Linked DNA regions of Homo sapiens: region 1 is linked to region 2. A link is a loop called in an ENCODE intact Hi-C map of the cell type or tissue named here. Cell type or tissue: CD4-positive, alpha-beta T cell. All regions are shown on one strand. Each heading gives the region's core, and the rest is flanking DNA. Links, peaks and the distances in the headings are about the cores only.

Region 1 (16,124 bases), core at 4,819-12,818, 1.3 Mb after region 2:
ATTTTGGTAGTCACAGCTGCAGGGATGCTACTGCCGTCTAGCAAGTAGAGGTCCGGGATGCTGCTAAACATCCTACAGTACACACAACAGCCTCCGCAACGAAGAATTAATCTGGCCTAAAATGTTAACAGTGCCAAGGATGAGAAATTCTGCTGTAAGTAAAGCCAAAGCCTGTGGCTACAGCAAAGCAGCTTAGGTACAGTGTTTTACCTCCTGAACCATGCTCACCAGCTAATTCCTTATCTGCTTATCTTATTACAGGAAATATAAAACATTTTCCCCCTTTTGTATGAAAAATGTGATGTTTCATTTAAAATGTTATAAAAAGTGTTCTGTTGGCCAATTTGGAAGCTCAACTTTTTTTTTTTTTAAGATTTTGTCAATTTACATAAATTCACTAATTCTCTTTGGTAGTAAAAGGTAACAGAGATTATTTTTTATGCTTCCTTTCAGCATCGAAGGCAAAAAAGCCATCTCAGTTTTCTGGGAAAATAACAGTTAAAGCAAAGGAAAAGAGTTATTCTAAACTTGAAATACCATATCAAGCAGAAGTTTTAGATGGGTGAGTTTCTTTTTAAAATAAATTCTATTACTTTTTACTAATCAGTAAATTATATTTTCCTGCTAAATGACCTGCAGAAATACTAGCCACGTTCACATAAACTTGATGGAATTATTTTTTGAAAGAACAGCCCCAACTATAAAAGAGAAAACCTCCTATATTTTGTTTATATTTTACTTTTTTAGAAGAAAAGGGTAAGTGGGATGATAGGATTTGGGCTTAAATGAAGACTTAATGATTCAAAAATCTGATTTTTTAAATATTATTTAAATCATTTGAACCATTTCCTTTCTGACATTTGTTTGTAATATGTAAGTGATTGTGGCCTATTATTAAAGTATTTTGACACTCGAAACAGAATTCTTTATATTCCTTTATAAATTCATAAACACTTCTAGAATTACAACTTTTTATAAATGGGAAGTGACATGTTCATTTTCTATTGTACTTTAACCAATAGTAGTTTAATACTCAACTTGGCAAAGATTCATTTTAGCAAAGCTCCTTGTAATTCAGTGATAAGCATGATTTTTTTCAAAGTAAAGCTTTTTTTGTTGATATGTCTTTGATTCTAATTGTATGATTCATATAATTCATTAGAGAATGGTTGTTTGTATTAATTTCAGTATTTTGCAAGCTAAATTTTGTTTTAAATCATATAGTCAATCACTAAAATATTATAGTTCTAAATCTTTAATACAATCCCTAATGCTAAATGTAAATTATTACTTACAACAGAAGAACTTGGATTTTAAATTAACACATGGAAATAAAAATGATTTATTTTGTTCTTGTTGTTTTTTTTAATAGTTATTTGGGATTTGATCATGCTGCAACATTATTTCACATCCGAGACAGCCCTGCTGATCCTGTGGAAAGGCCAATTTACCTTACTAACACTTTCAGTTTTGCGATCCTCATTCACGATGTGTTGCTACCAGAAGAAGCCAAAACAATGTTTAAAGTATGTCCAGGAGCCCTCATACTTTTAATTTTCCTGGTCTACCAACTAGGTGATGCTGACACTTTGTTTTTTTTCTCTTCTGTCATTTCTCAGGTTCACAACTTCAGCAAACCAGTCTTAATTCTTCCTAATGAATCAGGATACATTTTTACCCTGCTTTTTATGCCTTCCACATCATCCATGCACATTGATAACAACATTTTACTTATTACCAATGCTTCTAAATTTCATTTACCCGTGCGGGTATACACAGGCTTTTTAGATGTAAGTATATTATCCATCTTTAACATTTAAACTCCCTGCCCACCTTTAATGTTTTCAGATCTTATTAGGCAGTCGTGTTACATACGGTTTGCCATTATTTGTGCTCTGCAAATTGATCTAATTCTCCTAGTCAGTTTTTACCTTTCCAGGTAACTAGTTTTTACCTTTTCTGGCAGCTCTCTCTTGTGATACAGTTGACTTCTCTAGTTACAGTCTCTACTTAGATCTTTTCCACATTCTGCTTTCTCTTGGATATGCTTTTAAACTATTGTAATAATGGGGAATATAGAAAAGAACTAAATAGAAAAATGATAGGTAGAAAAAGAATAATACAAGGAAGGTGAAGAGGGATATACGTAGGGAAGAGATGATCAAAACCAAGAAATATCGGGACAAAGAAGAGAATCAGATAGTAAAGAAGAAAATAAGGTAGTAAAGACGCAAAGTTGGAAGATTATATATGACACAGAAGGAAACAATGAAGGTACTCCTGGTACAGAAAATAAGCAGGGGGAAAAATTCCAAACAAAGCTATCTTGAGAGTGATCAATGAAAGAAGCTTAGATAAGAGAGAAAACTGTTAGGAAAGATAAAAAGAAAGCTAGGACATCTAGAAATGTAGCCCTTTAAATAGTTGGCATCGATTAGAATTTTAGAGCTGGAGGGACCTTCAGTAATGTCTCGCTCCTGCTTCAGTTATTTTGTTTCAGTGATCATTGGTGATGCTTGCTGAGACCACATGCTTTTTGCCCGATCCCCTAGGGTTCCACTAAACCTCTCTTAGTAGTTTAGCTTCCTGCCTCTTTCATGTGCCCTCAGAGGAAGAATAGCAACTCAGCAGAAGCCATGGCTGTTTTCATTTCTGATTACTCAAAAGACTTTCGTCATACAAAGCCCTCAACTATGTCGTATAAATGTGTGGTTTTATGCATATATACAAAAGCATAGGAAAGCATAGAACTGTAATTTTTTTTTTTTTTAGATGGAGTCTCGCTGTGTTTCCCAAGCTGGAGTGCAGTGGTGCAATCTTGGCTTGCGGGTTCAAGCGATTCTCCTGCCTGAGCTCAGCCTTCCGAGTAGCTGGGATTATAGGTGCACACCACCATGCCCAGCTAATTTTGGGGGGAACTTTAATACATCTTTAATATAGTTACTTTCTCTTCATAATATTGTTAGATCAATGTGACTTTTTTTTAATCTGGTTCTTTTATATCTTTCCAGTACTTTGTATTGCCCCCCAAAATAGAGGAACGTTTCATAGATTTTGGAGTACTGAGTGCTACAGAAGCAAGTAATATTTTATTTGCAATTATAAACAGCAATCCAATTGAGGTAAAAACCTGTTTTTATTCTAAATCACATTTAAGGATTTTATGCTTGTGTTGTGATAATCATTTTCATATCTTTTTTTAAAGTTGGCTATAAAAAGTTGGCATATCATAGGAGACGGTTTATCAATAGAACTTGTAGCTGTGGAAAGAGGCAATAGAACTACAATAATTTCAAGCCTGCCAGAGTTTGAAAAATCCTCTTTATCAGATCAATCATCGGTAAGTAAACTTTCTATTGTCTCCTTAAAGTAAGATGGATGTCTAAACTGCAAGTGGAAGATCATTGCTATGCTACATGTATCACTATTATTTTTATGCAGTTCATAATAGTGTTGGTTACTTGCTATTAAAAGGACCTTATAGGTAATGTAATTCAACCCCCTATTTTTATGATGAGGGCACTGAAACCCAAAGGGGTTTAATTCTGCCTTGTCATAAAAAGTTCTATAACACACAAATTTTTAATTATCTTTTTGTAACACAAGTGTCATTACAGGAGAGATTCCCATGGGTACTAAACTAACCTTGTGTTCATTGAGTTTACTGGGAAAAAGAGATGGCCCTGAACATTGGTAGAAAATATTTTCAATTATGCAATAATACGTCTGTCCAGATACTGCCTCAGTATCAGTGAGGCAAACATTGTTTGATCACTGTGAGTCTGCCCACATATTTTTACCTGTCTAATAAACATGTTACAGTTGGTTGTCAGAGAGCGCTAAACAAGAGAAAACAAATTTATTAGTTTCAGCACTCACCAGTACTGAAAGGGGAACTTGGAGTTTATACCTACTGGGAAAAGAATTAGAATCACAATCTGTGAGAAGGAGCATCAGATAATCTCATCTGCAGGTTAGAATAGAATTTCTTGGGGCAGTTTTACAAAAGGAAAAGCAAGTGTCCTTATACACAGAGAGTGTTGACAAACACGTTTCCGTGGAATGCCATAGGTCTGGTGTTTTGTTATATCTGACCTCAGCTGCCCTGAAGATATGAATATTAACATTACAGAGTGACATCCACAGCTTGAAGCAGAGCCAGCTGTGTATACAATTGTGGCTCCAGTGTGCCTGAAAGGTTGGTGGAAGGCTGTGTCCCTCTGCTCCAGCCCCTTTGGCCATACAGGTCCATGGGTAAAGAGTGAGGAGCTTTATTAGCAAGAGGACCACACCCCTCCCTCTTTCAGGAACCAGCTTTTTCAGTGGCCCATGGAACAAGTGTAGTAGAGAAATATCAAGGGATGGACACTATTTTGAGATATTTGTACACAGTGATATGGTAATTCAGTGTCATACTGGTATATGTTAGGATTTGTTAGTCATTTTATCGCTACACCCTTCATGTCCATTTTAATAGGAAACTTCAACTAACAAGGCTAATGAATGATACCATTTCTACTATCTACAGGTAACATTAGCTTCAGGCTATTTTGCAGTCTTCAGAGTCAAACTTACTGCAAAAAAATTAGAGGGGATTCATGATGGAGCCATCCAGATCACAACAGACTATGAGGTAAGGACTTTATGGGGATTCATGGCAGTGGGGTTTTTCTGAATAAGTCAGTCCTTTCTTGTCTTTATGAAACCAAAGAATTAAGTTTACTCAGAGTTACAGTTTACCAGTTTCATACCTTAAAAACTGAGCTTTCGAGAATAGTTTATAGAATATTGATGTTCATAGGCTCATAGTTTTTTGATAAAACCCAACCCTCCTAACCTAAAAAGCAACTTCAGAAGAATGCCTTTAGCACGTTTAGAATTGCTTTGTTAGAAACCTGCTTAAACAGATGGTTATATCATTGCACAGACCCCAGCTGAGTGTCCTGAGTTAGATACCTCTGATTGTTCCTACAATCATAAATAGCAGTCAGGGTCTAACATTTCTGAAAAGGAAGATAAAATCAGGAGATCATGTCCTAATCTGAGTGCTCACATTTATATTTTCATGAGTCATTCAAAGTCAAGGGACTAAAGGTTACTAAGCTTTTAATTAAAATATTCTGTGTGGAGCTTATTTTGCATTCAGTAAGATTTTGAATGGATGTATTTCTGCCAGACCTAAATGTTTTTAATTGTATATCTAAAAGCTCTTAGGAAAGTCAAGCACTGTTAAATTCAACAACTTACCACCTTTGCCCTCATAGATGTTTTCAGTGGACACAACTCCCACGTGGAAAAAAAATGTAATTATAAAATAAACAGAATTGGCCATTTAATAATAAATGATTTGTTGAGAGTATGTCAGGTGAGGAATTCATGGTTATCACTCATGACAGAAATAAGTACATTTCAGAATTCAGATAAATTTTTGTTAATATGGGTGAAAATAAGAATTAAGAAAAATACCCTAGAGAAGTAGCTTTGAGAGTTACTAACAGTATGGGATGGGATTCTAACTCTAGAATGTTCAGTGCATTTTTAAAAATTAGGTTGATGTCTATTTCTGTATCAAAAAAAAAGCTATATAACTCTAGATATGCTGGATTTTACATACATTGTTTTAGGAGTACAGTTTGACTTTCTTTTTTAAAATAATCTATTTTTATAGATTATTTGTATTTTGAAATACAAAAATATTTGTATTTTTAAAAAATCTGTCTTCATTGCTTCCCCGTTGTTTAGTCTTTTTTACGTGTTTTCAATGAATCACTGAGAAATCTGTGGAAATGTGTTATATTTCATTACATTTTATGGAGTACATTGGACAGATTAAACAGTATCTATGGGTGATTTTAATATTGGTATGGAGCTGGTTATTGTCAATATTAGTCCCAAAATTAGGTTAACCCCAAAATATAATGCAATAGTTATCAAGATCAGGCTAAGTCTTAACTACTTATCTATCATCATCTTCTTGACTTCACAGATCCTGACAATCCCTGTGAAGGCTGTGATTGCAGTAGGCTCACTGACCTGCTTCCCTAAGCACGTGGTTCTTCCACCTTCCTTTCCAGTAAGACCATTAATACACACATTTTTCTATTGCTCGTTTTTTGCCTTTGCCTTTAGCTCTGTGTTCCTAGAATCTTAGAGTAAAGTCAGTTATTCTTTATTAGTCATTTATTTTAAAGACATTATACCAGGTTCTTTAGAAGATGTAAAGAGATACAGTCCTTTTCCTCAAAAAGTTTTCTATCTAGAAAGGGAAATGGACCCACAATTCAGAGCTATAAAGCGGAATGTAGAAGTTGCCCTAAGAGGAGTGAAAATAAAGTGCTGTGAGGGAAATACACGTCTCACTGATGCAGGGGCTATGGGAGCCAGCTTAGAATTTCTTCCAACAGAGATGGAGAAGGGGTGGCAGAGACGTGAATCTAGGGCCAGGGCGCAAGCTCAACAGGGATGCAGAGGCAGTAAAGTCTGAAGTTGGTTCAGGCAATAGTGAGTTGTCCAGTTTGGCAAGAATTGAGAAAAGTTTTAAGAGAGAAAATGGAATGGTCTGTGGGGGTGATAACATGGAAAAAACTTAAATGCACTTAAGTTCATGGGAATATGAAGTTTTTGAGTGAAGACTTGACATCATCAGAGCTGAGCTTTAAAGACTGGCTCTCTGCAGAAAGAAATAGAGGACACAGATGAAAGTAACAATAGAGTGCCTGGAGGCCAACCCGCAGACTGGCCAGAGTCCATGTGAAAAGTGCCAAGGGGAGTTTGAGCGCATGGCTGTGGCTGAGGCAGTAAAGTCCCTTCATACCTCCAAGCCTTTGTTGTTTCTTTGCCTCGAATGCCCTTCCTCCTGTCCTTCCTTCAAAGAACTCCTGCGTGTCTTTCAAGATTCAATTCCATTGTCATCTCCTCTCTGAAGATTTCTTGACTCCTCTAGACAATACTGGTTGTTTCATGTGTGATCCTAGAATACTTTGAAATTACCCCTCTTGCTGCAAGCCTCGTATTGTGCTATAAATATTTCCTTATAAGTTGGCCTCCCCAGTGAGAGTCTGAGATCCTCTAGGAAACGGATGAGAGATCGTTTCTTCCCAATAGCAGGCACTTAGTACATAATGTATGGATGAAGGAACAAATGATGGAGAGGGAACATAGGCAAGAGACATTGCAGGTGAATCATTTGAACTGTGCTTATATCCTAAAGAGGTCATACAAACTGAAACAAGTATGGGGAGGAGGGTGGGTAGAGGAGGCAGGAATATGGCTTAGAGTTTGAGCCTGGAGAACAAAGACAAAACAAATGAGAAAACCAGGAGAAGATGCTGCCTTTTGCAAGAAGATGGTGCAGTCCATTCAGGAATACCAGGGCAGATGTAAAAGTGTCTCACATCCTAGTGGTAGGAGACAGTAGTGGGTTAAGAGAAACAAGACATTGCAAAATCTTAATGCTGTATGCAAGTTGAGCATCCCTAACCCAAAAATCTGAAATCCAAAATGTTCCCAAATCTGAAACATTTTGAGACCACAAGTGGAAAATTCTACACCTGACCTCTTGTAACAGGTTCCAGTCAAAACTTTGCTTCATGCACAAAATTATTTTAAATGTTGTATAAAATTACCTTCAGGCTATGCATATAAATGTATATGAAACATAAATGAATTTCATGTTTAGACTTGGGTTCTGTCCCCAAGATATCTCATTATATATATGTAAATATTCCAAAAAAAAAATCTAAAACACTTCTGGCCCCAAGCATTTTAAATAAGGGATACTCAACCCTTACAGTAAAACCTGAATTCAATATTTAACTCCTTAAAAATACAAACTTTGAATTACTAGTTTCATCACATTTAAGTTTGGGTCTTAATTAAATCCTCATCTTCCTGTCATTCCACTTTGTACTGACTATACTAAACTCTTCGTTATTTATCCAAAAGAGCCATGTTTCTTCCTTCCATTACCTTCTCAATCAATGATGTCCTTAATCTCTGCGTAAACTCTGGCAGGGAAAAGTTCAGTTCAGAAGACAGCAGATGACACAGTGAAAAGCCCCATGAGTGGAATAAATGAGAAAGCATGTGTATAAAAACAAGATGTTGGTCTGGATCCATTTGTGTTGCTATAAAGGAATCCCTGAGGCTGGGTGATTTATTTTTAAAAAAGAGGTGTATTTGGTTCACAGTTCTGGAGACTGTGCAGGAAGCATGGCCCCAGTGTCTGCATTGGTGAGGGCCTTAGGCTGCTTCCACTCATATTGGAAGGCAAAGAGGAGCTGGCATGTGCAAAGATCACATGGCAAGAGAGAAGAGAGGGAGGTGCCAGGCTCTTTTTTAACAACCAGTGGTTGTGTGAACTAATGGCATGAGAACTCATTACTACGAGGTCAGAACGCACCAAGCCATTCATGAGGGATCCACCCCTGTGGCCCAGACACCTTCCATAGGGCCCCACCTCCAACACTGGGGATCACATTTCAGCATGAGATTTAGAGGGGTTGGTTTTGAACTGCTTCAGATTAAGCTTTCAGATATCTCTAGGAGGCTTACAGGACCAGATACTTGCTTGGAATTCTAAATTACCTCTATATTACCAAATCCTGTCAATCTCTTTATCAGATGGAGAATACTAGAGCTTACTGGAAACAATACCTCAGAATAAACATTTCATGTAACTCATAGCTTAATATTTGAATAGAATTGTGAGAGCAGCATTTATATCTGTGAGCTCTTTTGATCCCCCACACCCCCAAGAGACAAGGCACGAGGGAAGTAGTTATTTCAAGTACGCCAAGTGCGGTGACTGCCCGAGGGCTCCTGTCGGCATTGCAGCTGCATGCCCGCCCTCTGCTGGCTGTCGGGTGTTTTAGCCTCACTGGGCTGTAAATGAGGAGCGCTGGCCTCAGTGTCACAGTCATTGCGCCCTTTTTCCTGTGCACGCTCTTCACTTCTGTATTTTTTATTCCAAATATTTAAAAAGTGGGTTTAATCATTTCAGAGACCTCTTCAAATGAGTAGGAATCTACAAAAAGTAAAATTTTGTATTCAGCCAAAAGAAAGATTGTAATATTCTTCTGGAGGATTACGTAAATTATTTAATTTTTTAATTTAAAATTTGGTACCCTGTCACAGACAGAAGCTTGTGACTGGTAAGAGCAATTGCTGGTTATTTAACAGTTTTATTTGTGTGCTGGGGTTTTTGTTTGTTTGTTTGTTTGAGATGGAGTCTCACTCTGTCACCCAGGCTGGAGTGCCGTGGTACGATCTCGGCTCACTGCAGCCTCCGCTTCCCGAGTTCAAGTGATTCTCCTGCCTCAGCCTCCCCAGTAGCTGGGACTACAGGTGTGTGCCACCATGCCTGCTAATTTTTCGTGTGTATTTTTAGCAGGAACAGGGTTTCACCATGTTGGCCTGGCTGGTCTCGAACTCCTGGCCTCAAGTGATCCACCCACCTTAGCCTCCCAAAGTGCTGGGATTACAGGCATGAGCCACTGTGCCCAGCTTGTGTACTGTTTTAATAAGATACTTGACAACCCATAATTTCAAAAGATGTGTAATTTCTCTTTGATACAAATGACATATATTTTTCCTAATGAAGAGACTTTCTTTTAAAAAAAATTGTGATTTTGTCCCCTTTGGCTTTAGATTTTAGAATTCAGTGATTTCAGGGCATTCTTGCCTGGGTGTAAACAAACCTTGCTTACCAAACTGAAAGTAACCATTCCCTTTATCTAAAGCTATCTCTGTTTGTACCTTTGTTGGCATCCTCAGTATCTTAACATGAAAGTGTGAATGTTAACGTCAATCAGTTGTCACAAGATTGCAAAGATTTGTCCTCCTGATTTTTCTGTAACATGCCACAGCAAGAAAAAAAAGTTTTTTGGTGAGGTTTTTTGGCTGTTGATTACAATTTAAAGATTATCAATTGATGAACATTCTAAGATGTCTTTTGGGCTTTGGTTTCCTAGAAGTATGCTTGTCTACTCTGAAACTTGTGATCTTAAGAAAATTTAACCATATACAAATGAGTTTGTTCTTTGCTTTCTTCCTTCAGGGGAAAATAGTTCATCAAAGTTTAAATATTATGAATTCCTTCTCACAGAAGGTAAAAATACAGCAAATACGATCTTTGTCAGAAGATGTGCGATTTTACTATAAACGATTACGGGGCAATAAGGAAGACTTGGAGCCAGGAAAAAAATCAAAGGTTTGAAGATATTATATTTGAGAATTCCCATTGGTTAACATTTTGTTTTATGACCTCCTGTGGATTTGGGATTCATGGTTCTCCTGTGCCTCTTTATAGATTGCAAACATTTATTTTGATCCTGGACTACAGTGTGGGGATCATTGCTATGTTGGCTTGCCTTTTCTATCCAAATGTAAGTGACCTTGCTGTTCTCTCTCATGTCTTCACTTCCCCCAAAATACTCTTTTAGTAAGAGGCCGCCACTTTTAAAGTACATTGCTGTCTTTTGTTACTATAGAAATTATTTGAAGGAAAATTGACAAGTGAGTATAGATGCAGGTTAAGTATGTTTCCTTGTTTTAGCTGAACCCAAAGTGCAGCCTGGTGTAGCCATGCAGGAAGATATGTGGGATGCTGACTGGGATTTGCATCAAAGCCTGTTCAAGGGATGGACAGGAATAAAGGAAAATTCAGGTCATAGGTGAGTGGTTTATGTTTATTTATTTTAGCCATCTTTACAAGATGACTATTGAAACATAATGCTTTCTAAATTATATTCTTATGTTAGATTATTTTGCTTTATAGCTAAGAAAGAATGCCTAATTTTCAGAAAGTTATTAGTGAGGCATCTTAAATTGCCATTTTAACTGTATGTTGCTTGGAAATATACATACTGTCATTTTTCTCTTTTCTGTGGTGCTTTAGATATTTCTTACACTCCAAGAAAATATTTGAAGTTGTTCTTATGTAGGATGACGACAGTATTCACCTTAGACTCATCCATTTGCATAGGAAAGAAAGTTTTTTACCTACCACTGATGTCTGTTAAAGGCAAGGGAAACATTTTCTAGGTTTACCCCCACCTAGGCACTTGGTACAAGACCAGAGTGTCTGTTTTCTTATTGTGAAAAGAATACCTCCTTCCTTTTTTTTTTTTTTTTTTTTTTGAGACGGAGTCTCACTCTGTCACCAAGCTGGAGTGCAGTGGCGTGATTCTCCTGCATCAGCCTCCCAAGTAGCTGGGACCACAGGTACATGCCACCATGCTTGGCTAATTTTTGTATTTTTGGTAGAGATAGGGTTTCACCATGTTGGCCAGGATGGTCTCCATCTCTTGACCTCGTGATCCACCCACCTCAGCCTCCCAAAGTGCTGAGATTACAGGCGTGACCCACTGTGCCCAGCCCACCCCCTTCCTTTCTAAGTGCTGAGCTATTCGGGAGCACACAGGGCTCCATTCAGACAGGCCCCACAGTGTTTCTTTGGCAGGTAGGAAATGTGCATCTAATGACAAATCAATACTGCACCCAGATTCAAAAACAAAAAATGTATTGATTTGGTAGTATAGAAATCTGATCTTTTCATGTACTTCAGAAAAGAATTTGACTAGAATAATGATAGTATGGCAGCTGATGGAAACTGCTCTTCTCAAGCTGCTAATTTGAAATATATTTGTTAGTATCAGGATATTCCCATTTAAGAGTACTGTAAATTCTCAAACCATTAATAATTGGAGGGTTTGTTTATCTGAACTCTCTGCTATGAAAAGTTTTCTTAAGGCAAAAGAAAGTCGAATGTTTACTTTAAAAAGATGGTTAAAATGAATACAAAAGAGACTTCCTCTAATGGACTTGCTAAGAGAACACTAATTAAAACTCTCCTTTGTACCCTGTATTTCCACAGTGGACATTATAAAGGACAAGCAAGCCCCAAATGTTAATGTCCAGTTATGAACAAATAACTTACAGTGTTGTCCTATGCTCAGCTGCTAAGGGGCCTCTTCACCTCCTACCCACAAAAAGCCTGCCCTCCTCTCTGTGTCCCCAGCACCCCATTGCTAAGACCTTGGCTCCCTGTCTATCTTGAGTGCACAGTAGATGTGATATTCTCCCTGATCCTGCCTTTGTGTTACTTTGTTATGTGTGTGTTACAGAGGATTTCTGCTACTAGTCATATAAACTTGTACTCTTACCAGTATTAGAGTATCATAACACTACAACAATAGAGTTAGGGGTTAAAATATGCTTCAGCGTTTAGTCCCAGGAATCTTAGCTCCATTTATAATATTGTGTCTTTGGGAATGTGTTCTGAGTTCTAAGCAACTGGCTTATACACACTTATAAGTAGGGAGATATTCAGATGAGGTCTTGAATATTGCTGAAAACTTTACATGTGTCTGCACAAAACCCTCGTAGGTTTTACCTCTGTTGTCAACTGATGTCTTCATTGAATCTGAGGACTCTGTTTTGTCTTTATATCAAGGGGGAAAAAAGCCATATGCCAAGCAATGTACTGCCTTCTCATTAGTCCTACTGAAAATGTTTTTAGCACCCTGCTTGTAGATGTCTAGATCTTTCCTCTAGGCACATAAGATCCTTTAGGATCTGCGTAACATCATGTATTATCTTTATATGCCTGCCTTTTCTAAATAGGTTATCTACTATAGGCCAGCTTTTCTTACTGAATTTATACTTGGAAAGGTTTTTCGAAACTTACGCGGGATTACATTAATGCCATTGGTATTATTCCTAAGATTTATCATCCTTTCTATATTCAGTACAGAAACAGAGGATCTGTGACAGATATTTTGGCAACTCTTTGCACCAATATAGAGACATCATATAGCATTACAAGCATAGTAAAATATTAGAATGAATAAATGTGTTTTTTCAGGGCCAGCAAAAAATTTCTCAAGTACATAAGCCTAATTGAATTTCTTATGTTCAGAAGACTCAAATATTTCATTTTGATACAGTGACTTACAAATTGTTTTTCTAGATTGAGTGCTATATTTGAAGTAAATACAGACCTTCAAAAAAATATAATATCAAAAATCACTGCTGAGCTCTCCTGGCCTTCCATACTTAGCTCACCCCGGCACTTGAAATTTCCACTTACTAATACAAACTGCTCCTCAGTAAGTATTCAAAGTGACATTGGTTTTTGGAAATACATACTAGGATTATAAAGTATTTACTCTTAGCTTTAACTATAGAAATCTTTCATTTAATGTTTCATTATTTTGTTTAAGGAAGAAGAGATTACTTTAGAAAATCCTGCAGATGTTCCTGTCTATGTTCAGTTTATTCCTCTGGCTTTATATTCCAACCCTTCAGTGTTTGTAGATAAGTTAGTATCAAGGTAAGTATTGCTTGGGATCATCACAGTGTTTCTATGTAGTATTGAATTAGTATTTTATTCACTTAAAAAGCCTTATTTGCAGCTCATACAGATTAATAGATTTGACGAGAAGTTCTGGATCTATAAGGTTGAGAGAAGGTTTTAGGGAGGTTTAGGTTGATACTGTGCAAAGCATCCAGAAAAACTTTCAATATAAGGCAAGAAAAAGTAATATGGAACTCCCTTCTAAAAATGTGTAAAGAGAAAGTAGATGAAACCTTTCAAATATTCTAGTTTTGAAAAGTGAACAAAATATTAATTACAAGTTGTGGCCTTTAATTTTCTTAAGGCTATAAATCTGGTCATATTGATCTCAAAACCTGACAGACAATAATTTGAAAATAAAGCACACACCTGATAATCACTCCATAACTCCCTTAACTGTGATGTTGCTTATGAATAAATATGTGTACATTTTTTGTTTTAGGTTTAACTTGAGTAAGGTGGCAAAGATAGATTTGAGAACACTAGAATTTCAAGTCTTCAGAAACAGTGTAAGTATTCAAACTTCATACTATTCCAAAGAAATTATTTTATAATATGATCAATATAAATATGAAAGAAAATTATTGGCTACTCTTAAATTTGGCTGAAGGGTAAGTTACTGAAGAAGTCAGAGCAGTCCAGTAATTATTTCAGAGGCAAAATAAATCAGGAAGAGTAGGTGGGATTTAGATCAAGGTGAGGCACATTGAGTAAAAGGTTCGTATTTATGGGCATTAAACATTAAGCCCATGAAGGTTTGTAATAATAATTACAGAAATTCTGAGAATATATAGATGAGGTAAATATTAATACATCATTGATTTTTATTAAGCATCAAAATATTGAGCTCAGTCATTTACATTTTCATTCTGGATACTTTGTAATTAAATTGTAAGCCATCCATGAATGCTAAACCCATGACTGGCTGTGTTTGTATTTAGCATGGTAATATGCATGATTTTCACTCAATGGATAATCTTTTATTTATAAACATATACATAAACTGGTTTGTTCTAGGAACCAAACTATTTTCTATTATTTAGGCCAGGCTGAGCAACCACTAACCACACGTTATTAAATAAGACCTAATGTAAGGGTGTGTGTTGGGAACTTAACACTTGGAGCTAAGGCTCCCTGCAAACTGGTCCAAGCCTTTTGGCCACCATGCCCTTGTTTCTGCCCAAGGCCAAATTCAAATCTGGTTCTCTGATTCCAGAAGCCTTGCCCTTACCATTGTATCATGTGGTCACTGCTGATCAGGAATTGCTATGAGCCTTTTCAAACCAGATCCCTTGTAGTTCTTGAAATACTGTATTCTTTCCCATAGCTCCATGTTTTAATCTGTAAGGCATATATTAGCCCAATCCTTATTAGAATAGTTTTTATAACTCTGTCTTTAAGGCGAGCTTACATAAGAAAGTAATATTCAAAGTAGTATTTTTTTCTGTCAAATAATGGCTGGGACACTAGACTAAAGTTTAGACAGTCTTGTATTCCAGCCTCATGCGCGGCTCTGGGAATCTTTTCGTGCTTTGCTTTTCCCATCTGTAAGATGCCAAAGTAACAAATGTTATTGGAAGTTATCTAGAAGGCTCAGTAACCAGAACTTCCTTTCATTCTGCTTTTCTTTTTCTTTTTTTTTTTCTTCTGAGACAGTCTGGCTCTGTCACCCAGGCTGGAGTGCAATGGTGTAATCTCAGCTCATTGCAACCTCTGCTGCCCGGGTTTGTGCAATTCTCCTGCCTCAGCCTCCCGAGTAGCGGGATTACAGGCACGTGCCACCACACCTGGCTAATTTTTTTTTTTTTGTATTTTTAGTAGAGCCGGGGTTTCACCATGTTGGCCAGGCTAGTTTCAAACTCCTGACCTCAGGTGATCCACCCACCTTGGCCTCCTAAAGTACTGGGATTACAGGCGTGAGCCACAGTGCCCGGCCCACTCTGCTTTTATAATAGGGAGAAATTTCACATAAGTATTAAGTGAGCTAATATTTAACTTTCTTATTTTATTAACTACAAGCCATATTTACAAGATGTAGAACACTGAACTAAGCACTGTGAGAGATAGGAAAATAAGTAAGAGTACTCTAGACGTCAGAAATGTATTCTAAATAAGAAATTCAGGAGGAGGTCCTAGAGTGAGCTTAGAGTAAATTCTATCTCAGGCATCTCTACAGTGCTATAGAATGTGGTTCTCAAAATACTTGGTCTCAGGACTCCCTTGCAGTCTTAAAATTATTAAGGACCCCAGAGAGGTTTCTGGTTTACATCCATCAGTGTTTTGCCATATTAGAAACTGAAACTGAGGCCGGGCATGGAAGATCTTTAAAATAGTGATTTAATTTGTTTAAAATAATAATAAACCTATTCCATTCAACATAGGTAACATCAAAAATGAAAACTACCTATATTTTAAAAAATCATTTAGCAAGGAGAATGGATTTTTTTTAATTTTTACAACTCTCTTTAATGGCTGGCTCCCTGACTTAATAGACAGGTAGATTCTCATATCTGCCTCTACATTCAGTCTCTCTTGATATATTGTTTTGATCGAAGTATGTAATGAAAATCTAACCTGCTACAGACATGTAATTACAAAAAGAAGGAGTATTTTAGTTGCCTTTTTATTTATAACACTGTACATCAGTCTTTTGGAAAATACTGGTTCACGGAGACATGCAGACCTTACAAATGTTGCCACAATTCACTATGCACTATCCAAAAATGAATCATCCTCGCTAATCTAACCACCAGGCTCATCAGGAAAC
Region 2 (15,804 bases), core at 464-8,463:
ACCTTGAGAAACCTTAAAGAAAAGAATAGGTGTTTTTTTTTTAAAAAAATGGACTACATATTATTCTGTTTTAAGTATGAATGTATGGACTGTGCCTTGTTTTTTGGTTCTCATTAGCACTGTGATTCTTTTTAGGAAAGTTCCTCTTATAATTACTCTTTCTCCCTAAGGCAATATATTTAAGTCTAATCTGCAGTTCTCATTTCCAATAACATTTATTTTAACGTGAACATTTAAAAATCCTATTTGGAAAATTTCTTCCCTTCTCAAAATTTTTAAGACCAAATGGTTTTCCCCACTTTGTATCACTTTCAGTGTGTTTAGTTTGCATCCTGAAAGTCTGTGTTCTTTAACTGTTGAAGATTATTAATTTACTTAAACAGCTATAAAGCTGTAATACTTTGTTAATCATAAAAAATTATCTGAGATGTTAAAGTATTTTGTTTAAAAGTAAATGAATAATGGGATCCTGGAATAGAAAAAGGACATTATGTAAAAAAGGAAAGAAATCTGAATAAAGTATGGACTTCAGATAATAATGTGTCAATATTGGCTTATTAATTGTGACATATGCACCATACTAATGTAAAATGTTAACAATAGAGGTGCCCTTTATAATGTCTTCACAACTTTTCTGTAAATCTAAAACTATTCTAAAAGTTTATTTAAAAAATTAATGAATAGCAATAAAAACCAAAACATGGGAATTTGTAAGGTTTGCCTTTGTGTACTCTTTACAGCTAGAGCATATGGGCTAAAGGTGGATATATCTTATTTATGAAAACCTAGAAATTTAGTTTCTATTTTTTTGATTGGTTTAGAAATAGAAGCTTATTATAGAAAGTCTTTTTTCTAAACAAAAAGTTAAGAGTTTAGAAAAGCCCCCATGTTTTTGATACTCAGTTACTGTTATATTTGACATATTTTTTTAATTGCTATACAGTGCACTTAAAAATTTTAACACTATTTTTATACACATTTTCTAATGTAGTGGGATAAAATCACCTATCACTTTAGATCATGCTTTTTTCTACATGAAGAGGCAGTAGAGTCGAGTAAGATTCACATGGGTTGAATCTTGCTCTCTGCGTGTGTGATCATATAAACCAACTTCTCTGAGTCTCTGTAGCATCTGTAAAAATGGTTAATAAGTGAGACTATACCTGGAAAGCACTTACTGTACTGTCCAGTATATCACTCAATAAATATTTTATAGCTATTATTAGCTTACTATAATATTGTAAGCATTTTCCTGCCTTGTTCAAACTTTGTAAACATTTTTTATAATCAGAAGAAAACTGTTGTCATAACAATTTACATATGCTCAAAAGTAGTTTTTTCTTCGTTATGGTCATAGGCCCAAGGTAGAAGAGAGGTCTCTCTCTGTGGACCACAGGTTAAGAACCAGTATTGCAGAAGACGAGAAAGTGGAAACTTAAAAAAAATTTATCCTTGATACCACAATTTTTAACAAATTGGGATAATGAGGTATTTTTGTGTTTTAGCACGATTTTTTTTTCACTTAACATAGGCAAATATTTCCCTGTATTATTAAAAATCATTCCAAACATTTCTCACAGGTATGTAATATTCCATTATGTGGTTATGCCACTATGTAGATATACTATTATTTACTGCATGATTCACTTAATGTGAATAAATATTGTCACTGTAACAAATGCCTTAATGACAGCATCTCATTAAATTTTATTAGATTTCATTTCAGAGTGAATCACAGATTATCAGGTTTCTTTTTAATTATTATTTATTTATTTATTTATTTATTTATTGTAGAGTTGGGTTCCCACTATGTTGTTCAGGCTGGTCTCAAACTCTTAGGCTCAAGTGATCCTCCCAAAGTGCCAGGATTACAGGAAAAACACCCAGCTGAGGTTTCTTTTTTAAATTAAAAAAATGTAAATAGACATTTTCAAATATAATGAATCCCCATGTGCCATTTCCCACCTTCAAAAATAATCAACATTTTTGTCTTTCTTGTTTTTATGAGCATTTAAAAATTGTCTCTTGATACATCACCAGATTCCTGATCACAGATTTGCTTTCTGCAAATCTACATTTACTCCAGTAGTACATGGAAATGCCCATTCTTTACCATAGCTGAATAGCTTTAAATCTTTATTAATTTGATAAGCAGAATAGTAATGTGTTGTTTTAATTAGCATATCTTCAGTTGCTAGTAGAGTTTTTTTCAGGTCTTACCTACTTATGCTTCCTTTTTTGAATTGCTTATTTGGGTCATTTGCCCACTTGCTATTGGGCTTATGTGTTTTCTTTTTTTATATGAGTTTATATATTAGGTATGTTAATTTTATTTGTTCCAAGTGTTTAAAAATTTGTTTATGGTATTTTTGAGATATAGAAATTTTTTATTTTTCATAGTCAAATATACCTATCTTTTTTTCGTAGGCACTGTCCAAAAAATTGAATGACACTCATAATGAACTTAATGACATAAAACAGAAGGTTCAAGATACTAATTTGGAGGTTAACAAGCTGAAGAATATATTAAAGTCTGAAGTATGTATTTTTTTTTTCTTTTTGCTCATGATACTTAGTTTTCACTAGAGTTAATTTAGAAGTTGGTATACTCAGAACGACAGGTGAATCAAAGCTTTCTTTAATACATAGTATATTTTAGTTTTGACAATGGTGGGTTAACTACATATTTAGAATGTTCAGAAAGATGCCTGGAGAATATGCCCCTTTTGTTTTGCAACTCTGCCACTCTAGACAAGCAGAATCTTCCTAACTGGATGATGGACAAAGGGCTAAAATCAATTTGACCTCGCTTATAATTAATTGAAAGTGGTGGGGTTTCCAGTTATAAACCTCTGACAAAAGAGGTTCCACCTGATTATGTAGCAGATCAGAATTGGTTACCCTGTTATGGGACCATCTATTTTTTTTAGGACCACAAGGCAGATGGTTCTCCTCACACTTCTCTGTTAGCAATCATTTGACCAGGCACATGTACATGACATCAGATGACTCCAATAAGTGTGGTGCATGTGTGGCAACTCAGGAATAAACAGGCAGCTTTACTGAGGATTTTAGATATGTCTATTAGGTAAAATATTATCTAAAATTGAGGGAGGATGTTCCCATTAATGGTTTGAGTGGTATGTAGGTAACACTATACCTATTATAATAATCAATCCACCTATACTATTTTATCATTTCATGTCAGTCCACAAACATATCTTGAACATTTATTTATGGTATGCATAGTACTGTTAAGGGCTTTGAGACAGAAGAGATTCTAAGGATTTCTAAATTGCAATCCTTGCTTTCAGGCAGCAAGCAGCCTGTGTAGGAAAAGCACGTGGTTTCCTACACTTCCTGATTTTAAGGTTCCAGCAATGTAATACCATAAATGAACAAAAGGCTTTTTATTTATGCAGGCTACTCAGCCTCTCTGATTCTTCCCATCTGTAATCGGGAAGAACACCCAAGTAAGTGAGATAATTTAAAACACCTAGCACAGTGAGCCATCTGAATCTATTCTAGAATAGGTCAGAAATAAATAAATGAATATCCAGAGCAACACTTTTTTTTTTTTTTGAGACAGGCTCACTGTATTGCCAGGCTGGAGTGCAGTGGTGCAATCGTGGCTCACTGCAACCTTTGCCTCCCATGTTCAAGCGATTCTCCTGCCTCCTGAGTAGGTGGGGTTACAGGTGCATGCAACCATGCCCGGCTAATTTTTGTATTTTTAGTAGAGACGGGGTTTCGCCATGTTAGCCAGTCTGGTCTCGAACTTCTGACCTGAAGTGATCCACCTGTCTCGGCCTCCCAAAGTGCTGGGATTACAGGCATGAGCCACTGCACTCACCCCAGAGCAACATTTAACATAGTAAGCTTTCAGCCAGTGTTAAACACTTCCCTTTATCTCCCTTGTCTGTTAGTAACATTACCTGAAATTCCACCATTAGGGATTATAACTTTTAGATTCTAGAATTATATTTTCAGACATCACACATCAAGCTTCTTAGGCTCAAGTGATCCTCCCACCTCGGCCTTCCGAAGTGCTGGGGATTTTAGCATCCTAGTATGAATTTGTTTATGAGATTGCATAACACTGGATGGATGCAGGCCCGGAGAGAATGAACCACGGATCCATTTTGATAGGGATAGACCATCAAGAAGTGTGGAGTACTTCATTCATTCACTCATTCATGCAGCGTGCTAGGTGCTGGAGTGCCAGAGATGAAAAATGGAGAGGAAACAGAATGACTGCCAGGCAGTGGGAACAACATGAGCAAAGGTGTAGGGGAAAAAGTAGGTCCTGTAGGTAGAGTAGTGTGTACAAGTGGATGATAAAGGAGAGGTAAGAAAGACCTTCTTTGAACCCTATTTTCAGAAGCTTTTGTTAGAACTAAAACATATAAGTTATTTAAGGATTGCCTTTTAGGAAGTTTATTTTGGAAACGTCAAGAATAAACCAGAAGGGTAACAAAATCAGAAGTGGAGAGAGCAGTTAGAAGAGGTTGTAACCATAATTTAGGCAAGAAATGCAAAGGATTCCAGCTGAGGCCTACGGAGTGTTGCAGTGAGACTTGTGGGTGGCCAGAGGGAGCTGTGGATACAGGGGAGGCACCATATAGAAGTAAAGAGATCCTGAAAGCAGGAAATAGAGAATACCAAAGAACAGTTTCATTTTCTTTATAGTGTTGCCTCTCATGCTCAACACTGCTCTGGCCTCTATGGGAGGATATGAAAAAGGGTAAAATATGCTTTCTGCTTGCCAAGAAGGAGGGAGCACTGGGTGGTTGGAGGACAGGAGAGACATTCTACGGAATCCCTTTTCACTTTGAATAATGTACTACCTGGTCACAGAACTAAATTTAATATAAAAATGGTTCCTGCTTTAGAGAAATACAAGGTGTTATCAGGGAGGCTTTACATCCACACCTAGCAACACAAAGCTGTAAGGCAGTTTTAAGTGAATGACATAGACAGTAAGTACTGCACAAAGTTAAAGAGGGTAAAGATCAATGTGAATACAATTCGTTTAAGTATATTGTACAAGCACCCTCCAAGTACATACTCTGTACACAACTATGATTGTTAGTACAATCATGGAAAACACATATCAGGTTCCTGCTGACACAGTTGGAGTATCTGAATCTTGAAAGCCAATAAGGTAGTTTAGTATATTGTTGACTAACACAGACTTGGCAAAGATCTTTCACATTAGAGGCCACAAGGTGGCAATATTAGCTGAATTTCCACCAGTAAACATAATCAGGAAATGGCTTATCTGATTTGAAAGGAGTATTAGACATTATTTATTGCAATTTGGTCATTTTATTTAGCCCAGGATTTCTGATAGGGACGTGCACTATTTATTAACAGGAGAGAAAGAGATCTAGTGCCTTTTAAAAAATTACCAAAATTACAACTAATTTTTTAGAATGAATTCACCAAACCATAATAAAATATTTTTTTAAATAGCCTAATAATGATTACTCGGTCTATTATATTGTTTGTGGAGCTGAATTTTTTTCCCTCCTTATTTCCCTACTAGAAATCAGACCCTACTTCAGTTACTCTGCTCATGATAGAATTTTGAAAGTTCAAAAAATCTGGTTCTTATTGTATGCTCAATTTATACATGAATGCATATTTACAACTAGTGTTTATTGGCATAGGTTTGATAGTTTACTTCTGAGCAATTTCAGGAAAGTTACTAGACTGGCAGGGAAAGTTACTAGACTAGCAGGTAAAAGATAATCATAGAACAGTTCATGATCAAGATAATTAAGGCTGGGGCTATGAATAAAAGGCAGACACCAGACAGGAAATTATCAGAAGCTGACATTTAAAATATGCAAGTACTCAGAAGCTCTGTAGCCAGCACAGCCCGGTAAATTGGTCAAGAACAAGGGAATACACCAGTACGAAAGGTCAGAGGCTCAGAATCCAGACCAGCAAGTAGTCAGTAAGCAGACATATGGGAAAAGCAGGCTGTGGAGGACTTCAAACAAAAGGAAATATAAGAACAAATTCATTCAGGTCTTGAAGAAAAGAGTAATTTACCTAAATTTACTATTTACTAGTGTTCACTGAGTGTTACTCAGGAGCCAGGGCAGATGCTGATTGCAGTCTTTGTTAATTACAGGATGACCTGTTTTCTAAACTAAGAGTATAGATATATTTCCTCAGGGTTCTATTATAAACGCTTCTCATGGCAAGTGAATTCCCAATGACTTGGATAATAATGTTTAATTTTTATCATATGTTCAGCATTTTAAAGTAATAGCTAAAGTTTGCTTTTCAGGAATCTGAGAACCGGCAAATGATGGAACAACTTCGAAAAGCCAATGAAGATGCTGAAAACTGGGAAAATAAAGCCCGTCAATCAGAGGCAGATAACAATACCCTCAAACTGGAACTTATCACTGCTGAGGCAGAGGGTAACAGATTAAAAGAAAAAGTAGATTCCCTCAACAGAGAGGTTGAGCAAGTAAGTTTGGAAAAATATGCTTATAATACATCCTGCATCATATTTAAAAGAGTTTTGTTTGGCCTTCCATAAATTAAATGTATGAACAAACACGTAAATTATTTAAATGTACTGTGAATTGTAGCATGCTAACCATTCTCCTTATACTTTGATTCTTCTACAATCTCTTATCTACCCTACATCCAGAACAATCATTAGCATTTGTTAAAATTAGAAACTATTTCAAACATACCATAAAAGTGCAAAAGTAACAAAACAGATAAACATATCCCCAGCTCCCACATGTAAGGATACTAACATTTTGCCATGTTTGCTTCAAATGTCTCCTTGTTTAAAGAAATAAAACATTACAGATAAAACTTCTCTCATCCTTTTCCCTCCTACCTCCCTAGTTGCTGGTGTGCATAACTTTCCTGTCAGTGTGTCTAACTCCTTTGCATATGTTTATACTTTTTCTACAATCTTACACCCACAAATAATGTATAATGTTATTTGGTATGTTTTGGTTTTTATTTAAGTGAAAACAAACATAGTTGGAGATATTCATTTGCAACTTGCCCTCTTTGCTCAATATTATAATTTTGACACATCTATTTTGATATATATATAGTGTACTGCTTTACTCAAACAGTTGCATATATTCATTGTATAAATATTCCCTTTTTAAAATTCATTCCCATATTGAAGGAAAGTTAATTTTTTTTCACTTTTTTCTGTGATAAAACACTGCAACAAACCTTTTACATTTCTCCTTGACTACATGTTTCCCTATATTTATGCCTGGAAGTGAATTTTAAAAAGCTATATGCCTGGAGTAGATCCAAGATATGTGCAATTTCAGCTCTTCTAAGTTTTTGTCAAATTGCTCTCTAAAGTGTCATTCTGCCATAAGAAATCCTGAGTTATTTTCTCAAATGTGAATCAATACTTGATATTGTCAGACAATTTTTTCCATACTTTTTGTCTTGTGCTTCCTTGATTGCAAGTGAAATTGAGGACCTTTTCATGTTTCTTTGCCATTTAGGATTCTTCCTCTATGAACATTTTCTTGAATTTCTCTTGAATGAAATTTTTGTAAACTTTGGCCATTTTTCTATTGCATAGCTTATCTTTTTCATATATATATATTTTTTTGAGATGGAGTCTCGCTCTGTCGCCAGGCTGGAGTGCAGTGGCGTGATCTTGGCTCACTGCAACCTCCGCTTTCCAGATTCAAGTGATTCTCCTGCCTCAACCTCCCAAGTAGCTGGGACTACAGGTGCGCACCACCCTGGCCAACTAGTTTTTTTTTTGTATTTAGTAGAGATGGGGTTTCACCATGTTGGCCAGGCTGTTCTCGATCTCTTGACCTCATGATCCACCCACCTTGCCCTCCCAAAGTGCTGGGATCACAGGCCTGAGCCACCACACCCTGCCTTCATATTGATTTTTAACGGAATTCTCTATGTATTCTTGATAATAATCCTCTTAAAGATATTACAATTATATTGTCCTTGTCTGTGGCTTGTCTTTTCACCTTCCTTGCAGTATAAACAGACATGTTCAGTTCTGATATACTCAGAATTATTATCAATATTTTCCTATATAGTTTATACTTTTATGTCTTCTTTAAGAAATCCTATACAATCCCAAGGCCAGAGAGATATTTTCCTATATTTTCATTTAAAAGTTCTTCTAAATGTTTGAAAGTATGTGAAATTTTGCCATTTACATTTAGGACTTTAACCTGCTTGAGATTGATTTTGTGCAGTTCGAAGTAGACATATAATTTTTATTTTTGTGAATAGATATCCGTTGTCCTTTCTTCTCTGAAATATAAGTCAAGTCTACTTTGTCATAAAAATAAGTTCCCATACATTCTGCTCCATTGGTCAATTTATCCCCTTGTCAATAACACACTCTTGTAGCTATTATAATTTTATGTTGAGTCTTGATATCTGGAAGAATTAATGTTCCCTCAAATTATCTGGACTGTACTTGGTCCTTATTAACCTGTCTCAGATGAATTTTAGAATAAATGTATCAGATTTCATGATTTTATTTCTTTTCTATGCATTGAAGACTGGAAATTTCTATTTTTTTGGGTGCAGCCACCTGCAGCCCACAAGTTTTGAGATAATCCTTTCATTGCCATTCAGTTTTTAATATCATCTCGTTTCATTATGATTTATTTTTAATTACTAAAGTTTGTTTGTCTGTTTGTTTGAGACAGAGTCTCACTCTGTTCCTAGGCTGGAGTGCAGTGGTACAATCATAGCTCACCGCAGCCTCCAATTCCTGGGCACAGGTGATCCATCTGTCTCAGCCTCCAAGTGGCTAACACTACAAGTGTGAGTCACCACACCCAGCTAATTTTTAATATTTTTGTAGCAATGGAGTCTTACTATATTGCCCAAGCTGGTCTTGATCTCCTGGCCTCAAGTGATCCTCCCACCTCAACCTCCCAAAGTGCTAGGATTAGAGGCATGAGCCACCACACTTGACCTGAAGTTTTAAAAAACTTTCCAATGTGCAGGGGACTTGAGGTTATTAGTCTATTTTTACTTTGTTGTGTCTAATATCTTATTGTCTAATGTTTCTAATATTGTGATCAGATAAAATGGCTTATGATAATTAATTCTTTGTTATCTGCTAAGAATTGCTTAGTGGCAGATTATGTAATCAATATTTGATAATATTCTACATGACCTTGAAAAGCATCTGTGCTCACTTCTTGGTGGACACATATATGTATGTTATATATATTTACAGATTAGGCTTGTTAATAGTGTCAGTCAAGTCTTATAAATCCTTACTATATTTGTATTCTTGATCTCTCAAATACTGAAAGACATGTTAAAATCTTCCTCTGTAACTGTGGATTTGTTTATTTCCCTCTGAATGATTTTCTCACAGTTCTGGAGACTGGAAATCTAAGATCACAGTGCCGGAAGGTTTGGTTTCTTCTGGGGCTTCTCTCCTTGGTCTGCAAATGTCTGCCTTCTTGCTACATTCTCACATGGCCTTTCTTCTGTGCATGCACATCCTTGGTGTCTCTCCCTATTCTTATAAGGACACCAGTCATGTTGGATTAGGATCCTATCCTTATAACCCCATTTAACCTTAATTACCTCTTTAAAGGTCCTATCTCCAAATATAGTCACACTAGGGGGTTAGGGTTCAACGTATGAATTTGGAGGGGACACAGTTTTGTCCATAACAGGTTGTTTCTAGTTTTTGGCCGTGAGGAATATAATTTCTGTGAACATTGTGTTCAAGTCTTTGCGTTCATGTAAGTTTTCATTTTTCTTGGATAAATAACTAGGAGTGGAATTGCTGGATTATATGGTAAGTATGCTTAACTTTGTAAAAACCTGACAAATTGAATAAATAATATCTAGTATTTGATAGTACAACAGGGTGACTATAGTCAACAGTAATTTATTGTACATTTAAAAATAACTAAAAGAGTCTAATTGTATTATTTGTAACACAAAGGATAAATGCTGGAGGAGATGGAAACAAAAAACAAAGTGGTTATATCAGTTTACACTCCCGCTTGCACTGTGTGATAGTTGCTCTAAATCTTCTCCCACACTTGGTATTGTTAATAGATGAGTAAGGTTATCACATTCATATTTTAGTTTACCTTTTCCTCACGACTAATGATGTTGAACAGATTTTCACATGCTTACTGGTCATGAGTCTATCTTCTTTTGTGAAGTAGCTGTTCAAATCTATTGCCCATCTTTTTATTGGCATGTTTATCTTCTTGTTATTAAATTGTAGATATTTTTTGAACACTTTAGATTTTGGATATTTTCTCCCAGTCATTGGCTTGCCTTTCTGTTTTCTTAATAAAATCATTCTAAGAGCAGAAGTTTTACATTTTTGATGAAGTCCAGTTTACCAATTTTCTTTTTATACTTTGTACTTCTATGTCCTGATAAATCTTTGCATGCACCAAGGTGCATAGACTTTCTTTTAGGAATTTTATATTTTTAGATTTTATATTTAGATCTATGCTACAATTGAATTAATACTTGTGTATGATGTAAGATAAGGGTCAAGGTTCATTTTTTCTCATACAGATATGAAGGTATCCAGCACCACTTATTGAAAAGACTTATTTCATCATTGAATTATCTACAAATTTTTCACAAAAATCAAATGATCATATATGTGTGGATCTGTTTCTATACTCTCTTCTGGGTATACATCTATCCTTAGCCAGTAACCCAGTGACTTGATTAATATATCTTTATGGTAGATCTTGAAATGAGTTAGTTAAATCCTCCAAATGTGTTCTTTCCTCAAATGTTTGGCTACTATGGGTCCTCTGCATTTCCACATAAATTTAGAATGAGCATATCATTTTCTACAGAAAAAAAACCTACTTGGGGTTTGATTAGCATTATTTTGAATATACAGTTCAGTATGGGAAGAGTTGAGATTTTAACAATATTGAGTCTTCCAATCCATAAACATGGTGTATCCACTCATTTATTTATTTAGGCAGGTCTTTTATTTCTCTCAACAATGTTTTGTACTTTTCAGTGTATAGGTATTAAATATATTTTGTTAAATGTATCCCATATTATCTCATGGGGTTTTTTATGGCTCTTATAGAATATCTCAGTCTTTACAATGCCATTGTAAAAATGATATTTTATTCTTGAATTTTATGTTCCAGGTTTTGATAGCCTATACACAAAAGTAGAATAGAATTTTGTGACCTTTTATTCTGTAACATTGTTTAAATTCAATGTTTTAGTCCTAGTAGGTTTTTGTAGATTTTAAAAGGATTTTCTACGTATGCAATTATGACTTAAATGTATAAAGATAGTTTTACTTCTTCTCTTTTACTCTTCTCAGAACGCCTTTTTCTTCTGCCTAGTACTTCAAATATCAGTATTGAATAAAAGTGGTGAGAGTGGATATTTTTTGCCTCATATATAGCCATAAGGAAATAGGACTCAGTGTTTCATCTTTGAATATGATATTAGCTGCAGGTTTTTTGTAGAAGCTTTTTTTTTTTTTTTTTTTGAGATGGGGTCTCGCTCTGTCGCCCAGGCTGGAGTGCAGTGGCGCAGTCTTGGCTCACTGCAGCCTTCGCCTCCTGGGTTCAAAGGATTCTCCCACTTCAGCCTCCTGAGTAGCTGGGAATACAGGAGCGTGCCACCATGCCTGGCTAATTTTTGCATTTTTTTGTAGAAACGGGGTTTCACCATGTTGGCCGGGCTTGTAGAAGCATTTTGTCAAGTTGAAAACATTCCCTTGTCTTACAAGTTTACTTAAAGTTGTGTGTGTGTGTTTCCCCCAAGACTGAGTCTTGCTCTGTCGCCCAGGCTGGTGTGCAGTGGCGTGATCTCGGCTCACTGCAACTTCCGCCTCCCAGGTTCAAGCAATTCTCCTGCCTCAGCCTCCCGAGTAGCTGGGATTACAGGTGCCTGCCACTATGCCTGGCTAATTTTTTTTTGTATTTTTAATAGAGATGGGGTTTTGACATGTTGGCCAGACTGGTCTCGAACTCCTGACCTCAGGTGATCTGCCCACGTCGGCTTCCGAAAGTGCTGGGATTACAGGCATGAGCCACCATGCCTGGCCTAAGTTTACTTAGAGTTTGTATCATGAATGGGTATAAAATTTTATCAAATGCTTTTTCTGCAGCTATTGAGATGGTCATATCACTTTAATTTTTTAGTTTGTTAAACTGGCTAATACATTGCTTTAAAAAATAATTCCTGGATAGTAGGTCATGGTGGTTTTGTTTTTTGTTGAGACATGGTCTAGCTCTGTCACCCAGGCTGCACTCGTGGTGCAAGGTCATGATGTATTTTTAAACATACATTATTAGATTGCATATATATATATATATAAAAATATATAAATATATATATATATATATATTATTTTTTTTTTTTGAGACAGAGTCTCACTCTGTTGCCCAGACTGGAGCACACTGGTGTGATCTCAGCTTGCTGCAACCTCCATCTCCTGGGTCAAGCAATTCTCCTGCCTCAGCCTCCTGAGTAGCTGGGATTACAGGTGCCCACCACTATGCCCAGCAAATTTTTTGTATTTTTAGTAGAGACAGGGTTTCACCATGTTGGTCAGGCTGGTCTCGAACTCCTGACCTCATAATTCACCCACCTCAACCTCCCAAAGTGCTGGGATTACAGGCGTGAGCCACCATGCCCAGCCAGGATTTCTGATTTCTTAGGTCATTTTGGTAATTTCTGTTTCGCTAGGATTTGCCTATTTCATCTAAGTTGTCAAATTTGTAGGCAAATTTGTTCTTACTTTGTAGTTATATTCCTTTTTGCATTCTTGTTATTGGTAATTTGTAGCATTTCTCTATTCTCTTCATCAGTCTAGCCAGAAGTTTATCATTTATGTTTATCTTTCCAAAGAAGGAGTATTAATTTAATTGATTTTTCTCTATTAATGAACTAGTTTTCTATTTCATTGATTTCTTCTCTTTATTATTTCTTTCCTTCTAAATAATATATGTTTAATTTTTCTCTTCGTATTTTAATGTAGGTGCTTAGGTCATTGGTTTTAGCCCATTCTTCTTTTCTAAGCATTTAAGGTATGTATTTTCCCCTACACAGTGCTTTAGCTGTATTCTACATATTTTTGTGTTGCTATTTTTTGTAACAGCTTTATTGAGAATAATTAACATGCCATATAGTTTATCCACTTAAAGTATACAATTTAATAGTGCTTAGATGTTCGTAGAGTTGTGTAATGATCACCACAATCAATTTTAGAACATTTTCATCACTTTGAAAAGAATCACTGTACCCTTTATCACCACCAAACCCTCCATTAGGTCTTTGATGCATTTTTAGTTCATTTTTTTTCACATGGTATGAAGTAAGGGTCCAAATTCATTCTTTTGCATGTGTCCATCTAGTTATCTTAGTAACATTTGTTGAAAAGACTATTTCTCCCCTCCCCCCACCATTTGAATGGTCTTGGCACCTCTATCAAAAATCAATAGATCATAGACACATGGGCTTCTTCTAGACTCTTAATTCTATTTCATTGATCTGTATGTCTATCCTTATATCAGTACCACACTGGCATAATTACTATTGCTTTGTAGTAGCTTTTGAAATGGAAAAGTGAAAGTCCTCCTGCTTTGTTTTCATTTTTTCAAGATTGTTTGGCTATTCTGAGACTTTTGAATTTTCATATAAATTTTAGGATCAGCTTGTCAATTTCTACAAAGAAACCACCTGGGATTCTGATAGAGACTATGCTGAGCTGGTAGATCAATTTGGGGAATATGGCTGTCTTAACAATATTAAGTTTTCTGATCCATGAACACAAGGTGTAGTTTCGTTTATTAGATCTTTAATTTCTTTCAACAATATTTTGTTGTTTTCAGAGTATAAGTTAGGTCTTCTTGTGTTAATTTTATTCTTAAGTATTTTATTATTTTGAATGCAACTGTAAATAGAATTGTTTTCTTATTTTTATTTTCAGATTCTCCATCGCAAGTGTATAAAAATACAATGATTTTTGTATATCGATCTTGTATCCTGCAACCTTGCTGAACTTATTTATTAAGTCTAAAAGTTTTTAGTGAATGCCTTAGGATTTTCTATATCTGTCACCTGGGCTGGTGGATTTTCTATATCAAAGATCATGTCATCTGTGAATAGAGATAGTTTTTACTTTTTCCTTTCCAATCTGGATGCCTTTTATTTTATTTTCTTGCCTAACTACCCTGGCTAGAACTTCTAGTACAGTGTTGAATAGAAGGGTCCAGAAGGGGCATCCTTATCTTGTTCCTGATTTTAGGGGGAAAGCATTTCATCTTTTACCATCAAGTATGATGTTAGCTGTTGGTTTTTTATAGAAAACCTTTATGACACTGAAGAAATTCCCTTTTATTGTTACTTTGAAGAGTGTATTTATCAAAAAGGGTGTTGGATTTTGTCAAATGCTTTTTCTGTGTCTATTGAGATTATCATGTAGTTTTTCTTTATTTTATAGATATAGTATATTACATTAATTGACTTTCATATGCTAAGCCAACTTTGCATTTTTAGATAAATCCCACTTGGTCATGGTATGTAATTATTTTTTATGTTGCTGGATTTGGCTTTCTAGTTTTTTTTTTTTTTTTTTTGAAGGATTTTGTGTATTTCTAGGAGCGTCTGTAATTTTCTTTTCTTGTAATGTGTTGTCTGTTTTTAATATCAGAGTGAGACTGGCCTCATAGAATGAGTTAGAAAATGTTTCCTCCTCTTCTGTATTTCAAAACAGTTTGTATGGAATTTGCATTGATTCTTCTTTAAAGGTTTGGTAAAAATTTACCAGTAAAGCCATCTGGTAGAGAAGTTTTATGGGAAGTTTTAAAATTACCTCTTTATGGGCAGTATTAAAATTGCTAATCAATTTCTTTGTTGTTATAGATCTATACAGATAGTCTATTTTTCATGAGACAGTTTTGCTAGTTTGTGTTTTCTAGGAATTTGTTCATTTCATCCAAGATATTTAATTTATTGGCATACAGTTGTTTATAGTGTATTTTTATAATCTATTTCATTTCAGTAAGGTCACATTACTACTAATGCAGTATGTAAGGATTGCGTTACTACATTATTTCATTTCTGATTCTATTAATTGAGTCTTTTTTTCTAGATCAATCTAGCTACAGACTTGTCAATTTAGTTGATCTTTTCAGAAACTAACTTGGTTACTTGGTTGTGTTGACTATTGTTATTTTCTTTTTTTTTTTGAGACGAAGTCTTGCTCTGTCACCCAGGCTGGAGTGCAGTGGCGTGATCTCGGCTCACTGCAAGCGCTGCCTCCCGGGTTCACGCTATATTCCTGCCTCAGCCTCGCGAGTACCTGGGACTACAGGTGCCCACCACCACGCCTGGCTAATTTTTTTTGTATTTTTAGTACAGACGGGGTTTCACCGTATTAGCCAGGATGATCTCGATCTCCTGACCTCGTGATTCACCCTCCTCAGCCTCCCAAAGTGCTGGGATTACAGGCGTGAGCCACCGCGCCTGGCCGACTATTGTTATTTTCTTTATTTCAGTAATTTCTTTTCTTCCTTTTTTTTTTTTTTTTTTTGTTAATTGGATACAGGGTCTTGCTTTGTTGCCCAGGCTGGAATGCAGTGGTGCAATCACGGCTCACTGCAGCCTTGACCTCCTGGGCTCAAGATCTTCCCACCTCAGCCTTCCAAAGTGTTGGAATTACAGGTGTGAGCTACTCTGCCTGGCTGTTTTGTTAATTTCTTTCTTTCTCTCTCTCTCCCTCTCTCTTTCTGGCAGTAGGAACTCTGCCTGGCTTTATTCCCCCACCAGTTT

Evidence for each region. Peaks named below come from ENCODE experiments on the same cell type or tissue, not always from the same donor. Only the 100,000 strongest peaks of a DNase experiment are listed, where the experiment ranks them.
Region 1: a loop joins it to region 2, with 3 times the contacts of the local background. A loop is called at or near these places in 3 of 110 quality-filtered maps.

Annotation. Positions count from the first base shown.
Region 1 is chr2:97,799,637-97,815,760 of GRCh38, reverse strand. It overlaps TMEM131 (transmembrane protein 131), which reads left to right. Exons shown (of 41, transcript NM_015348.2): 13 at 454-562; 14 at 1,373-1,526; 15 at 1,620-1,790; 16 at 3,012-3,122; 17 at 3,206-3,340; 18 at 4,529-4,633; 19 at 5,987-6,073; 20 at 10,058-10,210; 21 at 10,310-10,385; 22 at 10,556-10,673; 23 at 12,971-13,109; 24 at 13,224-13,333; 25 at 13,800-13,866. Among named protein-coding and RNA genes, the nearest start is that of ZAP70, 94 kb to the right of the region's middle. In CD4-positive, alpha-beta T cell, for the core only: CTCF peaks have their summits at 8,652 and 8,852 (motif pointing left); a DNase peak (open chromatin) is centred at 8,840.
Region 2 is chr2:99,055,622-99,071,425 of GRCh38, reverse strand. It overlaps TSGA10 (testis specific 10), which reads left to right. Exons shown (of 21, transcript NM_025244.4): 15 at 2,428-2,538; 16 at 6,302-6,487. Among named protein-coding and RNA genes, the nearest start is that of C2orf15, 78 kb to the left of the region's middle. In CD4-positive, alpha-beta T cell, for the core only: CTCF peaks have their summits at 4,539 and 5,104; DNase peaks (open chromatin) are centred at 4,615 and 5,225; H3K27ac peaks cover 1,023 bases.